Regions from separate parts of the Homo sapiens genome. Here all the other regions are linked to region 3. Evidence: read pairs that join two places in POLR2A ChIA-PET (ENCODE). Cell type or tissue: B cell. All regions are shown on one strand. Region 1 holds the start of H3C4 (H3 clustered histone 4). Region 2 holds the start of H1-1 (H1.1 linker histone, cluster member). Region 3 holds the start of H3C12 (H3 clustered histone 12).

Region 1 (8,000 bases), 1.7 Mb after region 3:
TTAATACATTACTGAATTTTTTTTTTTTAAGTTTTTTCGGCTGTAAGTTTATTCAATGCAAAACAATCCTCTCCAGTTTTACTGAGGTGGCTGACCAGGCCCACGACCAAATCTGCCTCTAAACTGGAATTCGGTTGTTGACCCAGCCCCAGCCTTGGCTTTCTTGTCAGCACCAGGGGACACAGCACTCCGTCTGTAGGTATCTCTGTCGGCTTCCCCTCTTGTGAGTCTTGCAGGTTGCTCACCCTCCAGACCTTCAGGCGGAGGCCTGCCAGTCTCTGGACGGCTGTGGTGTAGGGTGGCAGGCACAATCTCTGTGGGCAGATGAAGGTAATTACAGAGATACTGGATGCCCTCATTGGTAAGGTACCACTAGAAATGTCTCCAGGCAAACTGTTCCTTCAAGTAGCCCTGGGACTTGAGAGACTGCATGGCCTTCATGACACGAAGGTTGGGCACATTCTTGTCTGCCATTTCTAGGTGCTTAGGCATATGGACATCCTTCTTGGCCACCATGACTCCCTCCTTAAAAAGGAGTTCATAAATGGCAATCCAGTTCTTCTTACGCATCAACATCTCAGCAGCTGTAGGGTCCCGGGCTGGGGCTGGTACATTACTCAGTCTTTAAACTTGCATGGGTGTATTGGTTTCCTATTGCTGGTTTGAAAATTTATCACATTTTATGATTAAAAAATACAAATTTGTAATTATATAGTTTTAAAAATTGGGACTCAGTCACAGATCTTACTGAGCAAAAGTGTCAAGGTGTTGGCTTGATATTAAGTAAAGAAATAAAGAGCCTGTATCTTTTCCCTTGCCTTTTTAACTGATAGATGCCACTCTCTCCTTAGATCATGGTCCTTTTCTTTCATTTTCAAAGTCTGCAATTTATGGCCAAATTTTTCTCATGCTGCCATATCTCTAGTTCTCTATTCCAATTCCCTCTTCCACTTTTAAGAATCTTTGTAATTATATTGGGCTAATTCATAACATGCAATATAATCTCCTTACTTTAAGGTCAGCCAATTAGTAGCCTTAATTCCATGGAAACCTTAGTTGCCCTTTGTCATGTTACCTAACAAAGACTCCAGGAATTTGCAGACTCCAGGGATTAGGATGTGGTCATCACTGGGGTATCCTTATTCTGCTTAACATTTTTAGAATCTGATAGAAAGCTATATAATTTGTTCTGGGAAGGGGAAACACATATGGCCACATTTCTGCATATAATTTCAGAAACTTGTTGTATTCCCCTCAAGCTGATGTAGACCTTAGTTTAGATATTTACTTCTGGAACTACAGAAAGCAAAAATCGACTGCTATGCCAATGTAAATTGGCACATGAAGCCATTTAGTATTTTTAGTTTTCATTTTCCTAGGTTTTTCTTGTTGCTTTCATTTTTTCAGTTGGGTTTTGTTTATTTGAATGTTTATATATGCTTTGCATGTGCTGTGTTCTGTGTCCATTTATGTGCCGGACAGGGAGTGGGAAGTTGAAAAATAATTATGGGACGGGTGTGGTGGCTCACGCCTGTAATCCCAGCATTTTGGGAGTCTGAGGATGGTGGATCACCTGAGGTCAGGAGTTCGAAACCAGCCTGACCAACATGGTGAAACTCCGTCTCTACTAAAAATACAAAAAATAGCCGGGCATGGTGGTGCGCGCCTGTAGTTCCAGCTACTCGGGAGGCTGAGACGGGAGAATCGCTTGAACCCGGGAGCCAGAGGTTGCTGTGAGCCGAGATTGCGCCATTGCACTCTACTCTGAGCAACAATAGCGAAACTCCTCCTCAAAAAAAAAAAAAAAGTAATAATATAGAATACTATTCCTTTTTTCTTAACTGGGTTGAAATTCTAAGAATCTTTTATATATAATATTTTAAATATTTTTAAGATACAAAAACATTTTGTAAAAATTTTAAGTATTCTACACTGGATGCCATTCATAACAGTTTATGATCTTAAGTAAGGCTTGTAATTACCAAGAATACAGTAAAACTTCAGTATCTTTATATATGAGTATATAGAATAGAAAAATTGTATTTGTAAGTAGAATGACATAAATTATTTTTTCACTTAAAAATTACAACTTTTGCTTATTAGAATAAAATGAACACATATGAAGTCAACCCTGAAGGAAAAAAAGTCAAAAACAACTTTGAGGAAGTGACAAGAAAATATTTTAGGATTAGGGGTGTGTCTCATTACTCCCAAATGGTATTTTGCCAGTGGCCAAATTTTCTTTAACTAAACCAAGAACAATGTTGATTATTAGTGCTGCATCCAGGCTCGGGTGTTCACATTTTTTCAGTTTTCATGCACATTACTTGTCTTGCTTTCCTTATATTTTAAAGAATTTGATTACATTATTTTAACCAGCTAAATTCGCCAATGCTGCGATGACTAAACCGGAATTAAGGAAGACATTCCTTTCCCTCACACTATGTCAGTAGCAAAAGAGATATTTCAAAAGTTCTTTTCTTATGAAACCAATTTGACAAGGGACACATCACAGCACAACATAAGAAAAATGTGCTTATCAGCACAATGGGCTAGCCTTCTAACCAGCACTTGGGGTAAAACAAACATGCTACGGTTAAGTATAGCATTTTCCTTCAACCAGTCAAAAGAACTGTGGTCTAGACCTACACAGCAGCAACCCCCTCAAATGAGGATAAAACCAAACCTGTTGGTGGTAAACACGGAAAATATGCAGGTAATTACAACTCTATAGCTGAAAAAGTGGGTGGCTCTTAAAAGAGCCTTTGGGATTGGGTATGAAGACGTTAGAATTACTTAGAGCTGGTGTACTTGGTGACGGCCTTGGTGCCCTCTGACACGGCGTGCTTAGCCAGCTCCCCGGGCAGCAGCAGGCGTACGGCCGTCTGGATCTCCCTGGAGGTGATGGTGGAGCGCTTGTTGTAATGCGCCAGGCGGGAAGCCTCGCCAGCGATGCGCTCGAAGATATCGTTGACGAAGGAGTTCATGATGCCCATGGCCTTGGATGAGATGCCGGTGTCGGGGTGGACCTGCTTTAGCACCTTGTACACGTACACGGAATAGCTCTCCTTGCGGCTACGCTTGCGCTTCTTACCATCCTTCTTCTGCGCCTTGGTCACCGCCTTTTTGGAGCCCTTTTTTGGAGCAGGAGCGGACTTAGCAGGTTCAGGCATGATAAATAAACACTTCGTCCACAACCTAAAGAGAAATGCAAGTGTCCTCACTCTGCAGCTGGTAATATTTGTAGAGCTCCTATCGTAAACTGGCATTTAAAAGCTTACACATTGATTGGATGAATTGTCTCTGTGTGCCCTGTGGTATGCAAATTAGGTGATTCTAGCGTTTCTTTGCAATTGGTTGGTTGTTCTAGCCAATCAAATAGCGTTATTTACAATTCGACCTCCAAGTATAATAGTTTCTCACTTGCTAACAAAATTCACTTTTACATTTTTGTCTTCATTGCTTAACATCGTTTTTAAGAATTCAAAATGTCCGGACGCGGCAAGCAAGGCGGAAAGGCCCGAGCTAAGGCTAAGACCCGCTCTTCGCGGGCCGGACTCCAGTTCCCTGTGGGCCGCGTACACCGCTTGCTCCGCAAGGGCAACTACTCCGAGCGAGTCGGGGCCGGCGCGCCAGTGTATCTGGCGGCGGTGTTGGAGTACCTGACCGCCGAGATCCTGGAGCTGGCGGGCAACGCCGCCCGCGACAACAAGAAGACCCGCATCATCCCCCGACACCTGCAGCTGGCCATCCGCAACGACGAGGAGCTAAACAAGTTGCTGGGTAAAGTCACAATTGCTCAGGGCGGTGTTCTGCCCAACATCCAGGCTGTACTGCTCCCCAAGAAGACTGAGAGTCACCACAAGGCCAAGGGCAAGTAAAACGAGAACTCTTATATTGGCTTTTTAAGGAAGCAGTCTTAACAAAGGCTCTTTTCAGAGCCACCCATGTATTCCTTAAAAGGGCTCACATTTTCTGTGTAAATAGCTATTTTGCAGTTTTCTTTAATAATTTTTCCATTTATAAGTGGGTGTTCTTAACACTGAATCGTGAAACTAACCGTCCATTTTAAAGATGCCATAAAAATACATAAGCAAATTGGCGGGGCGCGGTTCCTTACGCCTGTAATCCCAGGACTTTGGAAGGCCAAGGTGGGCGGATCACAGGGTCAGGAGTTCCAGGACAGCCTGACCAACATGGTGTGAAGCCCCGTCTTTACTAAAAATAAAAAAATTTGTCGGGCGTGGTGGCGCGCGCCTGTAATTTCAGCTATTTAAGAGGTTGAGGCAGGAGAAAATGTTGAACCCCGGAGGCGGAGGTTGCAGTGAGTCGAGATCGCGCCACTGCACTCCAGTTTCGGCGACAGAGCGAGACTGTCTCAAAACAAACAAAAACCCAAAAAAGCAAACTAATTAAAATGCAAAGAGACTTTATGTCACATGTAATTTAAATCGATCAATGCAGCGGCTCGTTAGGATTGCAAAGCTGTTAAAAGGCCTGAGACATACAGGAGAGAAGTTAATGTTTGTCAGTGTTTACATTTACATAAAAATATAGTTAGTGACTTAAAGCAACAGAACCAGAACAAATGTTTTATTGTCTTTTGTATGCATCTTAATGATACGAAATAACCTGTAATTTGTAAGTATTTTTTGGGTTTGTTTTTGCAAGCCACTTTCAACTCTACTGAGCTAACCCTAATTAATTATCAATAGGAATACAAACCTACATCCCCTGGAGCCAGACGGCCCTTAGGTGGAGCTTCTTAGCACAGTGTTCAGCATGACTAAAAGGGCACACTGGTCTTTTTGTGCCATTTATAAATTTGGCTTTTTTTTTTTTTTTTTTTTACAGCAGATTACACAAATACCAGTTGAACTTGTAAAAGATAAGAGTGCTTTCATATGAGGATGACATATTGTGGTGAAATTAAATGTGTTCATGTAGCTTAACATCAGGTTTCATATTGTTACTTATGAGTTAATAGTCATGGTGCATTTGGAACAAATTATTGAAAATATCTCCAAGTTTAAATAGACAAATCAAGATATGAAATTAACCTTTCTAAACTTAAGAGGGTAAAAAGAAATCACTTGGCCAATCACAACTAGCGCGCGTCTTTTTAAAACGTTGATCAAAGCCAGTTTCAGCGCCAACATTTAAAAAAAAATTAAGACACGTCATCCTAGTAGCTAGACACAATTTTGCCAAGGAAAACCAAAGTACGTTTTAAATAAAAGCTAGAAACATGGCACAGAGGGGAAAGGGTTGAAAACACCAGCAGTTAAAGATGGACGGAGGAAAGTTTTAATATTTGGTCTACATGCAGGAGATGTTCTGTCAGGGAGTGGGCGTCTCCACCAATCGAGCTGCAGGGGAAAGGCTGCCTTGTCCAATCAGAACAGGGGTGTCTTTATATATACGGGTACGAAAGGCTAGACTTTCGTTTTTTCGTCATTTAGCAGGGTTTAGAAGTTCGCAATGGCTCGTACCAAGCAGACTGCTCGCAAGTCCACGGGTGGGAAAGCGCCACGCAAGCAGCTGGCCACCAAGGCTGCTCGAAAGAGCGCTCCAGCCACCGGCGGCGTGAAGAAGCCCCACCGTTACCGGCCCGGCACGGTGGCTCTGCGCGAGATCCGCCGCTACCAGAAGTCGACCGAGCTGCTGATTCGCAAACTGCCATTCCAGCGTCTAGTCCGTGAGATCGCGCAGGACTTCAAGACTGATCTGCGTTTTCAGAGCTCGGCGGTGATGGCGCTGCAGGAGGCCTGCGAGGCCTACCTGGTGGGGCTGTTTGAGGACACCAACCTATGCGCCATTCACGCCAAGCGAGTGACTATCATGCCCAAGGACATCCAGCTTGCTCGCCGCATTCGTGGGGAGAGGGCGTAAATTGTCTTGTGAATGTGTGCTAACCAAAACCCAAAGGCTCTTTTCAGAGCCAACCACCTTTTCTATAAAAGTTGCTGTTTACTGTTGCTGTCCGTAAACTGGAACCTCTGTTCACTCAAGGTAAGTAAGCATTCTTGCCTCTATCCGTTCCCCCTCCCCTCACGGAATTGGTGCAAAAAGCTTTATTATAATTGGGGAGTTCTTAAAACAGCCTTTAAGGTACTCTTATATCTCCTTGTTTTGGGGGCCGCTTTCTTAGGCTTGGATGCCTCCGGCTTGGGAACTTTCTTGGCCACCTTTGACCAACCAACCTTCTCCAGCAGCCTCCACCAGCAAAAGCTTTTGGGGTCCGCTTAGTACTCTTTTTCGGAATAAGGACGCCCCAAGCTTTCTTGGGCCTCTCGGCTGCCAGGACAGCTGTCTTGGGCATGACTGCAGCGGCTTTTCTGGCCTCGGTCTTGATTTTCCTAACACTGCCTGGTTTGGCGGGAATGAACCTGAGGCGCTGCACTCCTTAGCACGAAGATGCCCTCGTTTGTTTTCAAGGCCCAACTTTATTCAAATAATTTTTAAAAATTTGTATTTATTTTTAGGGACGAGGTCTCACTGTGTTACCCAGGCTGGCCTCAAAACTCCTTAGCTTGGCCAGGCGAGGTGGCTCAGGCCTGTAATCACAGCACTTTAGGATGCCAAGGCGGGCGGATCACGTGATGCCAAGAGTTCGAGACCAGCCTGCCCAACACATTGAAACTTCGTCTCTACTGAGAATACAAAAATTAGCCGGGTGTGGTGGCACACGCCTGCAGTCCCAGCTACATGGAAAGCTGAGGCAGGAGAAGGGCTTGAACCCGGGAGGCGGAAGTTGCAGTGAACCGAGATCACACCACTGCACTCCAGCCTGGGCAGCAGAGCTAGACTCCTTCAAAAAAAAAAAAAAAATCCCCAAGGACAAACAAAACCACCAAAAACAACTCCTTAGCTTAAGAGATTCTCCCGCCTTGGCCTCACAAAATGCTGAGATTACAAACGTAGGCCACCGCGACCGGCAAGGGCCGATCTTCATATCGTAGCCGCCAACACCTACTTGAGCGCGGCCACAGAGAAGGCCGCTGCGCTTCTTGGAGACGGCTAAGTCATTAGTGATGAACTCACATACCGGAGGGGCCTGGACATCTTGCACTTCACTGCAACTTCGGACTTGCAACCTTTTTCTTTACTTCAGTCTTTGACTTGGGAGATAGACCAGGAGTCACGGCATGTACAGTTTCGGACATGATTGTAGGTTTGGATATCTAACAGTTAAAAAAAAAAAAAGTCAGGCTGCGAGTGTGTCTGTGATTACGTGTGTGTCACACACAGACACGCTGCGCGCTGATTGGTTCCCAGCTCAGTCTTTCAGCTTGGCAGCAACCTAGTCTCAACCCTGTTTCTGAGTTGTGTTTGCGGAAATTCAGAAAATCAAAATAGTTTAAATTTCCTGAGGAGGAATCACACCAATTCTATTCTACAATGAACTGGAACGGCTACGGTGTTATGATCTTTACATTTTCTTTCTCTAGTTTTTACTTAAGGCAGCCTCGGCCTTTATCAAAAGTTCCAACTTTCAGAGATTCACAGTTCAGAGGGACAACTTCTTGATTTTCATTTAAAATATAAATTCTTCCATTCGTGTCTTCAATTGTTTGCTGTCTTCTAATAATAGCCTACACATTTTTGGCTTCTCATACATTGAACAACTACTTGATTTTCATTGAGATTTAACGAGGAAATCTGTTTTATATGAGAAGAGAAACAACAGGTTCTTTTTGAATTTCTCCACAAGAACAGCAGTACGGATACTTAGAACAACAGCCCTTTCTGATAAAATTAGCTGGGGCTGAAAATATTTCATGATAGCTTCTTGTAACTATTTGGACGTTTAGTTACTTTGGGAGGGTTCCAGTAAATGTTCAACGTTTCCTTGGGAAAATGGGAAATACAATGATCACTGATTCTCCTGATATTGGGACTGTTTGCATAGCTGAACTCAGGAGAGATCCACGAAAGGACATAAAAGAGACAGAGTTTGACTCATTTAAGGGTCAAAAAAAAATTTTTTTTTTAAATTT
Region 2 (8,000 bases), 1.9 Mb after region 3:
CTTTTCTTGGCTAACTCAACTGGCCTCACCACTTACATGCTCTGTGCTCTGTCAAATAGTTTGTTCAACAGAACACCACGGCCTAGCTGTAAGTGCCACGTTAACTTCTAGCAATGCCAAAGCCTGTGATAGTGGCAGCTTCGGGCTGTTTCTCATTCCCGGGATGCCTAACCACCTCTCCAAATTCTATCAGTTTGCTTCCACCCACTTCAAGCTTCAGAACGAAACATAGAGCTTAAGAAATATAGGCCCGGCAAGGTGGCTCACGCCTGTAATCCCGGCACTTTGGAAAGCTGAGCCTGGTGGATCACCTGGGGTCAGGGGTTCGAGACCAGCCTGGCCAATATTGTGAAACCCCGTCTCTACTAAAAAAAAAAAAAAAATTAGCTGGGCATGGTTGCGGGCGACTGTAATCCAAGCTACTCGGGAGGGTGAGACAGGAGAATAGCTTGAACTCGGGAGGCAGAAGTTGCAGTGAGTTGAGATCGCGCTATTACACTTAGGCCTGGGAGACAAGAGTGAAACTGTGTCTCTAAATAAGTGTTTGCAATTATAAACCATCTCCCTGACCTTAAATCTCTAGACTCATATACAACTGCATATTTGATGTATCTAATTGAATAATGGGCATCTCGAACTTGTCCAAAATATGTTTATACGTAAACACCAAGTCTGTTCTTCCTCTGATATTTGTCATGTCAATCAATAGAACTCCATTCTTCAAGCAGCTTGGGCCAGGAATTGTGCAATATTGTTTGTCCTGAGCTTCTTACAACTTTCACCCAATGCAGTCAGCTCTGTTGAAAATCAATCAGAATACCTTTCATTGTTTTCTTTGCTGCTTCTCTAGGAGCAAGCTGCCATGGCGGTTTGTCTGAATGACCACAGTGACCCCAAACTGGTCTTTGTTTTCACTTTTAATCCCCCTGTCATACAGTTTTTTCTCTATCCAGCATCAACAGTGATCCTTTTTGAAGGTATTATGTCCACTGTCTGCTGAAAAGATTCCACTGGCTTTCCATCACCTTCATAATAAAAACCAGCATCCTTATCATAGCCTACAAGTAAGATGACCAACCATTACAGTTTGCCTGACTCTCAGGGGTTTCTCAGGGTGTAAGACTTACAGTGCTGAAACTTAGAAAGTTCCAAGCAAACTAGGATGAGCTGCTCAACCTACTAGATCTGTACTCTGGCTACCCTCTGACCTCATTCTCTTCGCAGTTCTTTCTCTTCACTGACCTTGCTGTTTCTGGAATGGACCAAGCATTTCCAGCATCAGCACCTTTATATCTATTCTTTCTCCCTAGAAGGGTCTTGTCCTGGATATCTGAATGGCTCTAGATCTCATTTCATTCAAGCCTCTCCTCAAATACCAACCTTACGAAAGAGACCTCCCATAATCATCCCTTGTAAAATAAGCTTTTCTGCTCATTTAGCATATATATATATAGTTGACTATCCTCAATAGCATATATATATAACATTTCCCCACCTAGAATTATATATGTAATAATATATTTAACAAAAAATACATATAACTAGATATATTTTATTTTGTGTTTGTTCTCTCTCCCCCAACTGGAATATATTTTTTGAAGGTAGGGACTTTGTTTTGTCCCAGAAGTATCCCTAGCACCTTGAACAGGGCTGACGTTTAACAGGTAGTTTATGGAGGTTTGTTGAATGAAAGGATGTGTGAATTTTCTATGTAAGTCTCCAGGCTCTCCACTAAGCCCACCAGAATGCTAACACAATCAATTCCCCATCTCATTCCTTGACCTGCCACTGCCTGAAGCAATCAGCGTGCAGTTTCTCTTTAGAAAATCTGGGGGATAGTCTAGGGGTTGCAAATTAAGCAACATTATCTTTGTTCTGAACAAGGACTGCATGAGTGTTAGGACTGAAGAAGGCCCAAGGTGGTGGTGGGTATGCCTAAGATGAGTATGACATATCAGCAATGCTATGAACATAGCAATGCTATGAAAGGCCAGGCAAAACGTAACAGGAGCTAGTCGTGGCTTATTGTTACAACGACTATACCTCCCATATGGGTAATCGATATCCACACACCCCTCTACATTGACTCTGGAATTCAGGAAAGGGAATTAAAATTTTCTAACTTATGTACCCCAATGATTTCAACAATATCTGGCATATGAGATCAATAAATATCTTTAAAATACCAACTAAGAAAGACATAAAATGACCCACCCTCCATACCAGGCTCATTTTTGCTCCTCTGATTCCTGAAACTATCCAGAATGCAGCTATGAATTCTCTCCATTGTCAGTTTTAAATTAAGCCAAGCTGGGTACTTGTGTAATTCCTCAAGAAATCCTGGATGAAAACTGTCAGGTGGAAAACAGGACCTCAAAATAAAGAGACATCCATCACTGAAGCTAACATCGTGAGGCTGAAATCAGTCCTATAACAATGGTACCAAAAAGAGCACAATGAGAGGCATTTGTGAATATTTACTCAGATGAGAGTAAGATATTTCCCTATCAGCTAACCTGAAGTTCACATCCCTTTTCCAGCTGAGTTCTGAAGCTAGATGTACTTAACTGGAACACATAACTGCATCAGGAACATCCTTTAAAACTATGGCTACCATGGCTTGACTGGACAAACCCCAGGCTTCCAGGTTTAGCACAGGTGGCCCTTCACAGACCAACATTGCCTATGCTACCAACCTCATGTCCTACCACCCTGCTTGCATCATTTCTCTCTCTGCATATATAAAAATATATGTGTATGTATATAATCAGCTTTATTGATATTTAATGTACCACAAAATTTGCCCACTTTAGGTACAGTTCAATGAATTTTACCGTGTTTTCTTAGTTGTACAACCATCATCACAATTTAATTTCGGAATATTTCTATCACCCAAATTTCCATTTCTGCGTAAAGGGGGAAAAAAAAAGGTTAACTGCTGAAGGCCGCGGTAACACTGAAAAAGGTGCCTTTTCTCTCTAAAACAGATTTTAATCTCCCCTGAATTTAGTGTCCTGGGTATTCCAGGAGTCTGAATAGGGTTTCAATTTTCAGGGTCTTTTTAATAGAGTAAAACTGTATTGGTGGCGATAAATTTAGTATTGCTCTCAGTACATGATTGAGGGATACTTAAATGTCTCTGTGATTTTATTTCATAATCGCTAAAAGATGGTTTTTTTTTTTCCTAAAACAGGGTTTTTGTTTTTTCTCAATAAGCTTCTTAGCTTCCCCTCCGGCTCCCTGGCTTGCCTCAGGAAATATTAGCTCATCAGTTCTGATTGGTTGACAGCTACGAATGGCCCTCATTGATTGGGCAGCGCTTCTTTGTCCCTTGGAAACTAATACAAATTTTTAACACTACTTTTTTTCCACTCTTTCTTCAGAGTTGGAATATCGTTGCTCCCCTACCCATATGTAGTGAGTGGAGGGCAAACTTGGAGTTCCCCTAATCTTTCCTTTTTAGGATGTCAGCTCAGTATCATTCATCTTAATTACACATTGAGCTTCTTGACTTAATGGATACAGCTCTTCTTTTGTTTAGTTGGGCGGCCCTGAAAAGGGCCTTTGGTTCAGAAATGCAAGCTGTGGAGAAATCAGCAACCTTAACCGCCAAAGCCATAAAGGGTGCGTCCCTGGCGCTTAAGCGCGTAGACCACGTCCATGGCAGTGACTGTCTTGCGCTTGGCGTGCTCCGTATAGGTGACAGCGTCACGGATCACGTTCTCCAAAAACACCTTGAGCACCCCGCGAGTCTCCTCGTAGATCAGACCAGAGATCCGCTTCACACCGCCACGCCGGGCCAGACGCCGGATGGCCGGCTTGGTGATGCCCTGGATGTTGTCACGCAACACCTTGCGGTGGCGCTTGGCACCCCCCTTACCCAAACCCTTCCCGCCCTTACCACGTCCAGACATGACTTCCCAAGAAGTGAACCAAGAGCAAGTGAGAGAATAGGAAACCGATCTTTATATATCTACGTTACCCCTGCCCCCACCTCCAGCGGACACTGAGACTGAAAAGCGCGCAGGCGGGAAATGTGACGCCTACAGTCCGCTCCTTTAACCCCTCCTCCAAGCCCCAGGAAATGGCGGGAGCAGCGATTGGGGGAGGGTGGGGAGATGAGGGTGGGACCAAGCAGGCTTGACCAATGGCCTTTATTTTCTTAACAGAGCTACAGGCTTTGAGGAACTGGGTTAAGAATTAAATGTAAACCCATTCTGACTCCAGAATTATTTTAAGTCGAACTTTTTTTTTAACCGAATCTCTCTGTCGCCCAGACTGGAGTACATTAGAGCCATCTCGATTCACTGAAACCTCTGCCTCTCAGGTTCAAGTGTTTCTCCTGCCTCAGCCTTCAGAGTGTAGCTGGGATTACAAGCGCTCGCCGTCGCGCCCGGCGTGTTTTTGTATTTTTCGTAGAGACGGGATTCGGCCATGTTGGCCAGGCTGATCCCGAACTCCTGATTTCTGGTAATCCGCCCGCCTCAGCCTCTCAAAGTGCTTGAATTACAGGCGTGAGTCACCGCGACCGGCCGAAATCGATTGGTTTTGAAGCCTTCAGTAGCATTAAAACGAAAAGTGCTCCCAATGCATTCCCTTTTGTCTTAAATTGGTTTCTTACAGCTACTTTACTTGAAAAGGTGGTGGCTCTGAAAAGAGCCTTTGCTTGGACCGTCAGAGAGACCACAGTAATCACGCCCTCTCTCCGCGGATGCGGCGGGCGAGCTGGATGTCCTTGGGCATGATAGTGACGCGCTTGGCGTGGATGGCGCACAGGTTAGTGTCCTCAAATAGCCCTACCAAGTAGGCCTCGCACGCCTCCTGCAGAGCCATCACAGCGGAGCTCTGGAAACGCAGGTCTGTTTTAAAGTCCTGCGCAATCTCGCGCACCAGGCGCTGGAAAGGTAGTTTACGAATAAGCAGTTCAGTGGACTTCTGATAACGGCGGATCTCGCGCAGAGCCACGGTGCCCGGCCGGTAGCGGTGGGGCTTTTTCACGCCGCCGGTGGCCGGAGCGCTTTTGCGGGCTGCCTTAGTGGCCAACTGTTTGCGTGGCGCCTTGCCACCAGTAGACTTCCGAGCAGTTTGCTTAGTGCGAGCCATGACGGAAAAACAGCACAGCGGAACACCCAACACTAGCGCAAATACGCCCATGAGCTGCTCTATTTATAGTGTGTAAAGTGCAGTGATTGGATGATAGAAGACGCTAAATATGACGTTACACACTCTGATTGGTCTATCTTTAAGCCAGCAACAATCGTGCAGTTTCACCGGCTACTATATTCTATTCCAACTCTACAGATGATTATTTAAGTGGTATTTTATTACTACTATTATTTTATTTTACTTTTGCTTTGTTCCCCAAGCTGGTCTTAAACTTGGGCTCAAAGGATCTTCCCGCCTCAGCATCCAGAGTAGCTGGGATTACAGGGGAGCCCCACTGCGCCGGCTTGGACTTTAATTTTTTAAACTTGTCCTCTTCTACATCTGGTTTTCATAACCTGAAGGCTGTGTTTATTTTCCATAAAACAAGGCATTGATTCCAAAGGTATTATAATTCCCCAATTCCGTATAACCTTCAGCTCTTTAGGAAAAAAAAAAAAAAAAAAAAAAAGAGGGAATACTGCTCACCTCCTCTCCGGAAATGTACCCTTTACGGGAATTTCTGAAACCTTTCACAAGAATTGGATTCCTTTGTAATGCTTTAATTGACTTAGGAGTGTTATTGAAATCTACAAAGCATCTCAAACATAGTAGGATTACACTATTACTCAGAAACATTTTCTATGAGACGTCTTTCTCTTGATTATGCTCTTTGAATCCTAAACTTGCAGCGTTCTGCAGCTTTTGTTTTCTAAAGCCTAGGTGTACTCTGCCAGTCACAAAATGGCGTTTCTCCAGCACTGCCGCCAGGTACCACCAGCTGGGAGTTGTTCCTCTTGCGGAGCAGGAGGTGGACTTGGCCCAAGAGAAACTGGATAGTGGTTCGCAAGGAACATAATTTAGCATTGCCAAGAGCTAATGCAATCATTTTGAAAATCTCAAAACACTGAAAAGTGGATTGTGACCTTTTTAAATTCACAAGAGACAGGCCACATTCTATCTTTTGATTGGTTTAGGCTATTTTCTTGAACAGCCATTTAGAAAGCAGATCTATCATCCTTCATTTGCATGGAGCGTTCCCATTTTATTTGAAACCAGTTTAACCCAATAGAAAAAAGGGAGGCAGAACCCATTATTTAAAGTGGAAACTCCTGAATCAGATAATTAGGAGTATTTCCTTTTCAAAAGTTGCGTTTTTTCAGATACCTCGCTTATTACACTAAGAAAGGTTTATATCTTTCACAAAGGGTTTACTTACAAAAATCTTCCAATTTTGTATACCTGTGTTTCATAACTGACTAGCCGTCAAACCAAGATGTAGAGTTTCCAACCGTTATTTTCCAAATTTTTAGAAATTACGTGAAATATTTGAATGCATGCCTTCTCAATAAAATGGGACGTAGGAAGCACTGGTGCAGAAGATGGGTACAATACTTATCTGGGACCACTCCATTATTTGGTTGGCACGTTGTTTGAACAAAAAGGGGAAAAGCTCAGGTTACTTAGCATGGTTCGGACTTATTTGAAAACTACCACAGCAGGAGCGGAAATAAGACCGCATTACCTCACTCTCTGCTGTGCTGTGCTAGGGGGTTATCCAGAATAGGATTGTAGAAGTGGATGTCGATTTAATAGTTTTTTATTCTCCCATTAGCTGAGTCTCTGATTGGCAATGTGAGATCGTTTTAGCTTATTGATACTTTGAAATGCACTTAACAGCCACAAACAAGTTAAAGGGTTGTTACCATAAAATCTTATCCCCAGGGTGTGCTTGCATTTATCACCCGTGTTTGCTTTCACACTAAGTGGACTTAACTCCCCAGCAGAATGCCTGTCAGGGAACCGGTTTCGTGGACCCAGCATTTAACGCCTTTCGCAGGCTTGTGAGGCCCATAAATATTTGTTGAATAAAAGAATGAGTTGACCATGTCATGGTGCGCTGATTGCGTGTGCTGACATGGAACACAGGTTGTAAACCTTAATACCAATTTGGGGCATGTTGTATGGATGAAAAGGGCATTGGAAATTCCTGAAGTGCATCCCACATTGGACTGTGGAAATAAGTTGCAAGTGCAGAAACGTTTCCACACTTGCAGTTTGAGTATTAATTGCAGCGTTTGTGAATTCTGGTGTTGTCTACGATTCATTCTTGTTTGACGTGAAAGGTATTCGCGAGACACATCGCTCTAAAACATTGCCAGAAAATGTAATAGAGTTGATGACAACTGGCCCTAACACGGCCTAAAACTCGCACTTTTCTCTCCCTCCGCAACTATTCAAAACACTGTATTTTACATTTCTTGCAAATTAAAAACTAACATCTCTGGCAACGGACCTCTAAAAATTTCTAATAAAACTCCTCGGATGCTTGTGGCACTGCATTTGTAAACCGCCCCCTCTCAACCTACTCCCTAAAAAAGAGCTGCTTTTTGAGAGAGAAGCGGTACCCTCTGATGTTACTGGGCGGCAGTCTGCCTACAATTTCCTTCACAATGAGGCAACCAGAGCGGCTTTTTCTGTGTGTTTGCTTGCGTTGAGGGGAGCAGGACCATAGGCCCTAGAGGCCCCCAGCTGCCTTCTGAGACTGGGCGAAACCCTCGGCAGCGCGCAGGGGGCGCTAGGGCGCGAGGGGCGGGCACTGACGGGCACCAATCACGGCGCAGTCCCACCCTATAAATAGGCTGCGTTGGGGCCTTTTTTTCGCATCCTGCTTCGTCAGGTTTATACCACTTTATTTGGTGTGCTGTGTTAGTCACCATGTCTGAAACAGTGCCTCCCGCCCCCGCCGCTTCTGCTGCTCCTGAGAAACCTTTAGCTGGCAAGAAGGCAAAGAAACCTGCTAAGGCTGCAGCAGCCTCCAAGAAAAAACCCGCTGGCCCTTCCGTGTCAGAGCTGAT
Region 3 (8,000 bases):
AGCAGAAAATAACTCTTCAATGCCTGATGTATGTGAGGCCTGATGCTTTATCCAGAGGGGCCAAGTGAGGAATGAATTATTTTCAGCTGAGAATTTAGAAAGTTGGGAAGGCCGGGGCATTTGATCTGGGCCCTGATGGCAGAAAGAGCAGCTTGGTGAAAAGCTTGTCATGGATACAGGAGTCTTTGTTAATGTCCAGAGATCTCAACTTCAAGGATGAAGGGCTTCATGAGATCTCTACTTTAGAGGTGAAGGACTTGATGAAGTCAACAGACATTTTTTTTTAATAGTCTGTACCATGATATATATATTTTATTAGCTCTCAGTATTGAAAATTTATAATATTTCACATTAAGCTGCATATACTCTTGAAAAATTGGAAGTCACACTGTCCTTGTGCTTGCATTGCTAGAAGGGAGAAATCAGTGAAATCAAATTGCACAGGTTTTGTCTTCAGTTCTCAAGTTACCACTGGTCCTGTTAGTTTCCATATTAGTTGGCATTTATCAATATGCTTGTGCTATGGTTGTTCTTACAGCAGAATTAAGAAAACAGTGAAATATATCTTGGTCAAGTATCTCTATCAAAACTGGAAAAATGAAATATGCCAGAAGTCTGGGTGTTTCAAGAAAAATAGCAAATAGCACCTCTCTTTATAGAGATAAGGCGTGCTTTTTAATATCCAGCTGTTTTTGCTCTAATGTGCTGGGCCTTTGTTAGCAACTGACTTTTAACTTCTGGTTTAAGGAATATCATAACTGTCACCTTATCTGCAAATTAAGCTAAATGTAGATATTTTATAAAGGAGAACTTGGAATAGAAAGTCGGGATGAAAGCATGGAAAATGGTCTTAAGTGCTGTTATGGACTTCATTGTGTTCCCCCAAAACAGACCAGGTGCAGTGGCTCGCGCCTGTAATCCCAGAACTTTGGGAGTCCAAGACCAGCCTGGACAACATGGTGAAACCCTGTCTGTACTAAAAACACAAAAATTAGCTGGGCGCTGTGGCAGGTGCCTGTCTGTAGTTCAGCTACTCAGGAGGTTGAGGAAGAAGAATCACTTGAACCCAGGAGGTGGAAGTTGCAGTGAGCCGAGATTGCGCCACTGCACTCCAGCCTGGGCGACAGAGTGAGACTCTGTCTCAAAAAACAAAACAAAAGAAAACAACTTCATGTCGAAGTCCCAGCCCTCAGTGTGGTTGGTATTTGAAGACAGGGCCTTTAAACAGATAATTAAGGTTAAATTGAGTTGTAAGTGTGGGGACTTAATCTAATAGAACTAGAAAGCACGATCGTATTATTATTTATTTTAGGGTATAAAGCATTTTGGCTTTTTTTATTTGTTTATTTCTTTTGGACAGCTCTGACCAGATCACAAAGCTCAACAGGACTTTCTCCTTTACCCACTCCTCGCTCTTCCTATTAACTCCCCCGCCCCCCTCCCGCTCCCTTTTAACCTCCGCACTAACAACTCTTGAAGAAACTTGAATCCTGCAATTAAAAGGAGTGAAAAATGGAAACCCTGCCCTAGCCCACTGACTCAGTAGAAAGTTAAGAAGAAAGCATTTTAACTGGGGCTGGAAAACACAACGCCTTGAACTTGTGCTTTTGCTTTTTTGCCACAAGATGGCAGGAGAAGGCCACACGTACTCTCTCACCCACTCGGAGGATAATCACCCCTCAGATGTTCTCTCAAGGACGCGGGATGGGCAGGGAGAAACGAATCTCGAAAAAGAGAGCGAAGAGGAATGAAAGGAGGGGGCAAATGTGATGCCAAGTTAAAGAACATGATGAAATCAGGGGACTGCTCTCCAAGTAACTTAGCTTGTCGATAAGCTCTGTCGCCAAGCCCGAGGCACCAAACTTTAATGACAAGGTACGGGGACTGGGGAAGAGAACATTTTAGGGAAGTGAACGGCAAATCCTACAATGTATTTTGAACGACCCACTAACCAATTGGCATAATTCGGGGCTGTTTGTCACCTGTGACAGAGACGAGACTATTCGTCCGAGATAGCCTTCCACCCATAGCTGCAAAGGAAGTGACGTCAGGAAAATAAAGGAAAAGTTAAGGGGTGATTTTAAAGCCTGGAGTGGAATTGTGGAGGGGCTTGCTATTTTGCTGCTAAAGATTTACAATAGAAGTAATTTATTGAAGAGGGGATAACGCAGTGGCAGAGGATGCAATGCTATGAGAATTCAGGCACTGTTGAGAAGAGGGGATCATGCCTTGAAAAGTCTCCACTCCCTTGTACTCGCACGCTCTTGGTTTACCTCCTATTTCTGTGATCTCTTCTGGGGTCCGCTTCTCTTTAAACGCGGGGTTCTCCAACTTCTATCTCAGGATTCCTAATCATGGACTTTAAAATCCCAGCCTGAACGCTGCCCCCGCCCCAGCTAATCCTGGCACACCTCCCTCCCCAAGGCCAACTGATTAACATTGCAAAAAAGCGGCTTTCCCAAGTTGCCAGGTTCTTTGTTCAACATTTTATCCTAAAGGAGCTTCCTTAGCCTTTAATGTTTCCCGTCCCGCTTTGACACCAATAATTTCAACCCACCCTAACATATCTGCAGCGATGCCAGACGAGATGCCTATTCTCTAAAGTGTATGGAAAATGGACACCGGTAAGTCAATGTCACCCAGGATCCGTACAACTGCAGTAAGAGGGACGGTTAATTCACAGCTTCCAGCTCTTGGCGCCAGAGTCCGATGCACTCCTGCAGATAACGGTCATTTCCATTCCGGGAGAACCTCTTCGAAAAACAACCCGGATGAGACTATCTGGCAAATTGCAGCCCTTGGCGGGCTTTTCAAATAGAGCGTTGACCAATCAAAGAAGGGGGACGTTACAGGCACTGAAAGAATAACCCGGCCGCGCGCGATGGCTCACGCCTGATATCCCAACATTTTGGGAGGCCGAGATGGGTGGATCACGAAGTCAGGAGTTCGAGACTAGCCTGGTCAAGACGGTAAAACTCCGTCTCTACTAAAAATGCAATAATTAGTCGGGCACGGTGGCGGGCGCCTGTAATCCCAGCTACTTAGGAGGCCGAAGCAGAATTGGTTGAACCCGGGAGACGGAGCTTACAGTGAGCCGAGATCGCGGCACTGCACTCTATCCTGGGCGACAGAGCCAAGACTCCATTTAAAAAAAAAAAAAAAAAACAACACAAAAGGAAAGAGTAACCGAAAACCGAAAGCAAACTTGTAATTATAGCTTAAAGCACAACTGCAAGCCTTTTTCCCCAAGGGTATCTAAGAACCCAAGCTAAATTTGTCTGATGGAGCGTCTATACTCACACGCAAAAAGCCTAGGGAGCTTAGCTTACCTTTTCCCGCCGTCTTCCCTCCTAATGGAGGCCGGCCGGAGTCCACCCAAAAGACTACAAGCAAAATGCACAGGCTCTTTCTCTGGAAGCGTGAGTGGCTCTGAAAAGAGCCTTTGGATTGCTGGCAGCTGCGAGAGCTCACTTGGAGCTGGTGTACTTGGTGACGGCCTTTGTGCCCTCGGACACGGCGTGCTTGGCCAGCTCCCCGGGCAGCAGCAGGCGCACGGCCGTCTGGATCTCCCTGGAGGTGATGGTCGAGCGCTTGTTGTAATGCGCCAGGCGGGAAGCCTCGCCAGCGATGCGCTCAAAGATGTCATTGACGAAGGAGTTCATGATGCCCATGGCCTTCGATGAGATGCCGGTGTCGGGGTGGACTTGCTTCAGCACCTTGTACACGTAGATAGAGTAACTCTCTTTGCGGCTGCGCTTGCGCTTCTTGCCGTCCTTTTTCTGGGCCTTGGTTACGGCTTTCTTGGAGCCCTTTTTGGGGGCAGGAGCAGATTTAGCCGGGTCGGGCATGGCGGAGGAGAGTGAAAGAGCACTCAAATAACAAGAATGAGGACAAGCTGGGTTATGCCCTATTTATTTACAAGTCTATATGCAGATGAGATTGAGAAATTCTTCTGTCTGATTGGAAGTTACTCAGATGACGTTAATATCAATATAGTCCAATCAAAACACGTATATTCAGAAAGCTCATTTGCATTAAGAGGAAGCTGCAAGCTTAGCCAATGGCCCAGCTTCTTTTTCGCGCCCAGCAGCTGCTATAAAATGCGCGTCCCTGTAGGTTCCTTTCACTCACTTTCTGACTTAGGCCACAGGTCGTTTTACCATGTCTGGACGTGGCAAGCAGGGCGGCAAGGCTCGCGCCAAGGCCAAAACCCGCTCCTCTAGAGCTGGGCTCCAATTTCCTGTAGGACGAGTGCACCGCCTGCTCCGCAAGGGCAACTACGCTGAGCGGGTCGGGGCCGGCGCGCCGGTTTACCTGGCGGCGGTGCTGGAGTACCTAACTGCCGAGATCCTGGAGCTGGCGGGCAACGCAGCCCGCGACAACAAAAAGACCCGCATCATCCCGCGCCACTTGCAGCTGGCCATCCGCAACGACGAGGAGCTCAACAAGCTGCTTGGTAAAGTTACCATCGCTCAGGGCGGTGTTCTGCCTAACATCCAGGCCGTACTGCTCCCCAAGAAGACTGAGAGCCACCACAAAGCTAAGGGCAAGTAAGGGCTGAACTTTAAAAATGTAAACTTACAAGACAAAAGGCTCTTTTCAGAGCCACCCACCATTTCTACGGAAGAACTGAGCACTCTGTTCTCCAAACCTATCAGAAATTTGTGGCCGAGTTCAAGCACTGAGGCCATTACTTTCCTATTGGGTAAAATAAAAGTATTGAATCAGGCCTAGTAAATACTATCCAACTGCTACCTTATAACATGAAGGAACCTCCTTAATTGTCCCCTCCCCACAAACTGTCCTGGGTCTTTAAAAAACTTGGGGCCGGGCGCGGTGGTTTATGCGTCCTTAGCATTTTGGGAAACTGAGGCAGGTGGGTGGGGAGGGGAGAAATCTCTAGGGACCTGGAGTTCGAGACCACCCTGATAACGAGACCCCTGCCTCTTAAAAAAAAAATGACTGGGCGCGGTGGCTCACGCCTGTAATCCCAGCACTTTGGGAGGCCGAGGAGGGTGTATCACAAGGTCAAGAGATCGAGACCACCCAGGCAAACATGGTGAAACCCTGTCCCTACTAAAAACACAAAAATTAGCCGGGCGTGGTGGCGAGCGCTACTAAGGAGACAGGCAGGAGAATCGCTTGAACCCAGGAGGCAGAGGTTGCAGTGAGCCGAGATCACGCCACTGCACTCCAGCCTGGGCGACAGAGCGAGACTCCATCTAAAAAAAAGAAAGAAAAAAAATACCAGGCGCGAGGCCCTCGCCTGTATTTGGCGGACTGACAGCAGAAGGAACACTTGAGTCCCAGGAATTTGAGATTTCAGTGAGCCATGACCTCGCCACTGCACTCCAGCCTGGGTGACAAAGCGAGACCCCGTCTCAAAAAAAGAAAAACAAAACCCAAACAAAAGTATTTCTGGTGATCATTTGCTCCTGTGAATATAATAAATGTTAAACTAACCTTTTTGTTGTCTTTATGGGTCTTTATCAATACCAGAACCTGGTAGTTCTTTGATCAACTAAAATCTCCATCCTAATAAAATGCTGTTGTCAGAACTACCCAGATTCACTGGCAAAAATCTAATCACTGACCCAAACCTGTAATTCCGCGCATGCTAATGAAATTAAGCAATAATTTACATAATTAATCCAATCAGCCATTGGATTGCATTAAACTCAGTTAATGAAGAGGTCAGATACCATTTATTGGTATCATTTAGTCAAGCACCTATCAAACTCCTTCCCCACACCACACTGGACAAAACTAAAGTTTTGGTGTTTTAGAGAATGTGCCAGCCTAAGTTTAAATTGTTTTTGTTCTGGGTCTTGGTACAGTCATTAAAAGATTTAATTAAGCAGTTACAAAACGGAACTACTTTTTGGAAATACTAGCAAATACGTTGTTCTACTGTATGTATTTTTACACGATCCGAAATAGGAAAAATGACCCATTGGAAATGAGTTTAAGACTACGACTGACCTACACAAATTCTAGGTCAGATTATCTTTTCATTGGGGGAATCTTAACATGATTGGTTGAAAACAATAAATAAAAGTGGCGCGGAGGACGAGCGCAGTGGCTCACGCCTGTAATCTAAGCACTTTGGAAGTCCGAGGCAGGCGGATAACTTGAGATCAGGAGTTTGAGACCAGCCTGGCCAACATGGTGAAACCCCTTCTCTGCTAAAAAAAAATTAGCCGGGCGTCGTGGCAAGTGCCTGTAGTCCCAGCTACTCCGGAGGCTGAGGCAGAATCGCTTGAACCCGGGAGGCGGAGGTTGCAGTGAGCTGAGATCGCGCCACCACACTCCAGCCTAGGCGACAGAATTAGAAGCCGTCAGGTAAAAAAAAAAAAAAAAAAAAAAAAGTGGCAGGAACCAAATGAAGATAGTATTAACAACCAACCAGGTTTTTCCTACAACAGTTCTGACCAATCAGGATCAGATCATCGTTATAAATTCTGGTAGAAGCCACTGCTCATTCAGCTGCTTGCTTTCAGAGCATAGCTTTCTCAACTATGGCCCGGACGAAGCAGACAGCTCGCAAGTCTACCGGCGGCAAGGCACCGCGGAAGCAGCTGGCCACCAAGGCAGCGCGCAAAAGCGCTCCAGCGACTGGCGGTGTGAAGAAGCCCCACCGCTACAGGCCAGGCACCGTGGCCTTGCGTGAGATCCGCCGTTATCAGAAGTCGACTGAGCTGCTCATCCGCAAACTGCCATTTCAGCGCCTGGTGCGAGAAATCGCGCAGGATTTCAAAACCGACCTTCGTTTCCAGAGCTCGGCGGTGATGGCGCTGCAAGAGGCGTGCGAGGCCTATCTGGTGGGTCTCTTTGAAGACACCAACCTCTGTGCTATTCACGCCAAGCGTGTCACTATTATGCCTAAGGACATCCAGCTTGCGCGTCGTATCCGTGGCGAGCGAGCATAATCCCCTGCTCTATCTTGGGTTTCTTAATTGCTTCCAAGCTTCCAAAGGCTCTTTTCAGAGCCACTTACATTCTCACTGAGGATAGCTGTCACACCATTGGTCGACTGTCTTAAATCAACTTTAAAGCAGGGATAAACTGGCGGAAAGTCGTCAAGGGTTGTTCATTCTGATTCCTTGCAGTGTCCTTTGTCTTCTAAGACGGTCCTTTTCACTTGTCCTCTGTGACCCATCTCACAAGGGTCTCACTTTCTCCGAGGAAAGTCAGCAAATCTATATCCAAGGTCAATCCGCTTCAAGGGGAAAGCCAAAGTCCTTCCTGCACATGCTGTCCTTTGGGGATAGCATCTCCAGAACCCCATAACTAACAATTAGATTACAGGTTAAATGAGATGCCATTTTTAACTGAAACGGGCACTGCCCTTGGGTCCCCTGGAAGCTTGCTGAAAATCACGGACATGAGGCCGGTTGATTTAGCACATAGACACGGGAGACTTCAAAATGAGGACCCACCCACCAATGAGATACAGAAGTTTATATATCACCTTGAGATTATAGAAAGAGTGCAAGCTTGGAACCTGGGAAAACAGATTATAGGAGGGAGAAAGGAAGAGACTTGGCTAGCAAGGGGGGCGGGTCTTGTTATGTAGATGAAAACACATAGCTAGTAGTCCTCAGAAAAAATAGATGGTAAATGTCTCTTGTCAGGGTGGGCGTGGTGGCTCATGCCCTCCACTTTGGGAGGCAGTGGAAGGAGGATTCCCTGAGCCCAGGAGTTTGAGATCAGCCTGGGTAACAGCAAAATCCTGTCTCTACGAAAAACAAATAAAAAGAAAGGTGGGTGTTGCAGCGCACAACTGTAGTTCTAGCTGCTCAGAAGGCTGAGGCAGGAAGATTGCCTGAGCCCACGAGTTCAAGGATGCAGTGAACTATGATTGCACAATTGCACTCCAGCCTGGGTGACAGAGCAAGACAGTCTCTTAAAAAATAAAAATAAAAAAGGATCAGACTCTCAGTTAATCTCTCCTAGATCCAGGAAAGGACTAGAAAGGGAAAGCCTGGCAACAAATGGAA

What was found. ChIA-PET counts read pairs that join two places held together with the same protein. Peaks named below come from ENCODE experiments on the same cell type or tissue, not always from the same donor. Only the 100,000 strongest peaks of a DNase experiment are listed, where the experiment ranks them.
Region 1: POLR2A ChIA-PET joins it to region 3 with 20 read pairs; 28 of 35 experiments call an interaction of 5 or more read pairs at or near these places.
Region 2: POLR2A ChIA-PET joins it to region 3 with 15 read pairs; 29 of 35 experiments call an interaction of 5 or more read pairs at or near these places.

The regions. Positions count from the first base shown.
Region 1 is chr6:26,194,732-26,202,731 of GRCh38, reverse strand. It overlaps H3C4 (H3 clustered histone 4), which reads left to right and starts at 5,446. Exons shown (of 1, transcript NM_001376937.1): 1 at 5,446-5,948. The coding sequence starts at 5,482. The coding sequence ends at 5,892. H2AC7 (H2A clustered histone 7) reads left to right here and starts at 3,439. Exons shown (of 1, transcript NM_021065.3): 1 at 3,439-3,948. The coding sequence starts at 3,489. The coding sequence ends at 3,881. H2BC7 (H2B clustered histone 7) reads right to left here and starts at 3,216. Exons shown (of 1, transcript NM_003522.4): 1 at 2,744-3,216. The coding sequence starts at 3,173. The coding sequence ends at 2,793. It also overlaps the pseudogene H1-12P and the pseudogene RPS10P1. RefSeq lists enhancers at 2,775-2,864, 2,856-3,475, 3,635-3,814, 2,748-3,947, 3,995-4,064 and 7 more. In B cell, no CTCF peak of the experiment used is centred here; DNase peaks (open chromatin) are centred at 3,371, 5,421, 6,601, 7,221 and 2 weaker places; H3K4me3 peaks cover 5,942 bases; H3K27ac peaks cover 5,709 bases.
Region 2 is chr6:26,017,593-26,025,592 of GRCh38, reverse strand. It overlaps H1-1 (H1.1 linker histone, cluster member), which reads left to right and starts at 7,806. Exons shown (of 1, transcript NM_005325.4): 1 at 7,806-8,000. The coding sequence starts at 7,861. It overlaps H3C1 (H3 clustered histone 1), which reads right to left and starts at 5,142. Exons shown (of 1, transcript NM_003529.3): 1 at 4,635-5,142. The coding sequence starts at 5,103. The coding sequence ends at 4,693. H4C1 (H4 clustered histone 1) reads right to left here and starts at 3,944. Exons shown (of 1, transcript NM_003538.4): 1 at 3,543-3,944. The coding sequence starts at 3,914. The coding sequence ends at 3,603. RefSeq lists enhancers at 3,350-3,579, 3,730-3,959, 3,181-3,996, 4,300-4,349, 4,380-4,479 and 2 more. In B cell, CTCF peaks have their summits at 7,471 and 7,688; DNase peaks (open chromatin) are centred at 3,772, 3,832, 5,122, 7,852 and 1 weaker place; H3K4me3 peaks cover 2,879 bases; H3K27ac peaks cover 3,040 bases.
Region 3 is chr6:27,889,311-27,897,310 of GRCh38, reverse strand. H3C12 (H3 clustered histone 12) reads left to right here and starts at 6,485. Exons shown (of 1, transcript NM_003535.3): 1 at 6,485-6,996. The coding sequence starts at 6,519. The coding sequence ends at 6,929. H2AC17 (H2A clustered histone 17) reads left to right here and starts at 4,126. Exons shown (of 1, transcript NM_003514.2): 1 at 4,126-4,612. The coding sequence starts at 4,162. The coding sequence ends at 4,554. H2BC17 (H2B clustered histone 17) reads right to left here and starts at 3,886. Exons shown (of 1, transcript NM_003527.4): 1 at 3,420-3,886. The coding sequence starts at 3,848. The coding sequence ends at 3,468. RefSeq lists a cis regulatory region at 1,503-1,787 and enhancers at 2,191-2,240, 3,123-3,262, 3,653-3,892, 3,913-4,456, 4,803-4,852 and 6 more. In B cell, a CTCF peak has its summit at 1,616 (motif pointing right); DNase peaks (open chromatin) are centred at 1,740, 2,790, 4,100, 6,530 and 2 weaker places; H3K4me3 peaks cover 5,483 bases; H3K27ac peaks cover 3,699 bases.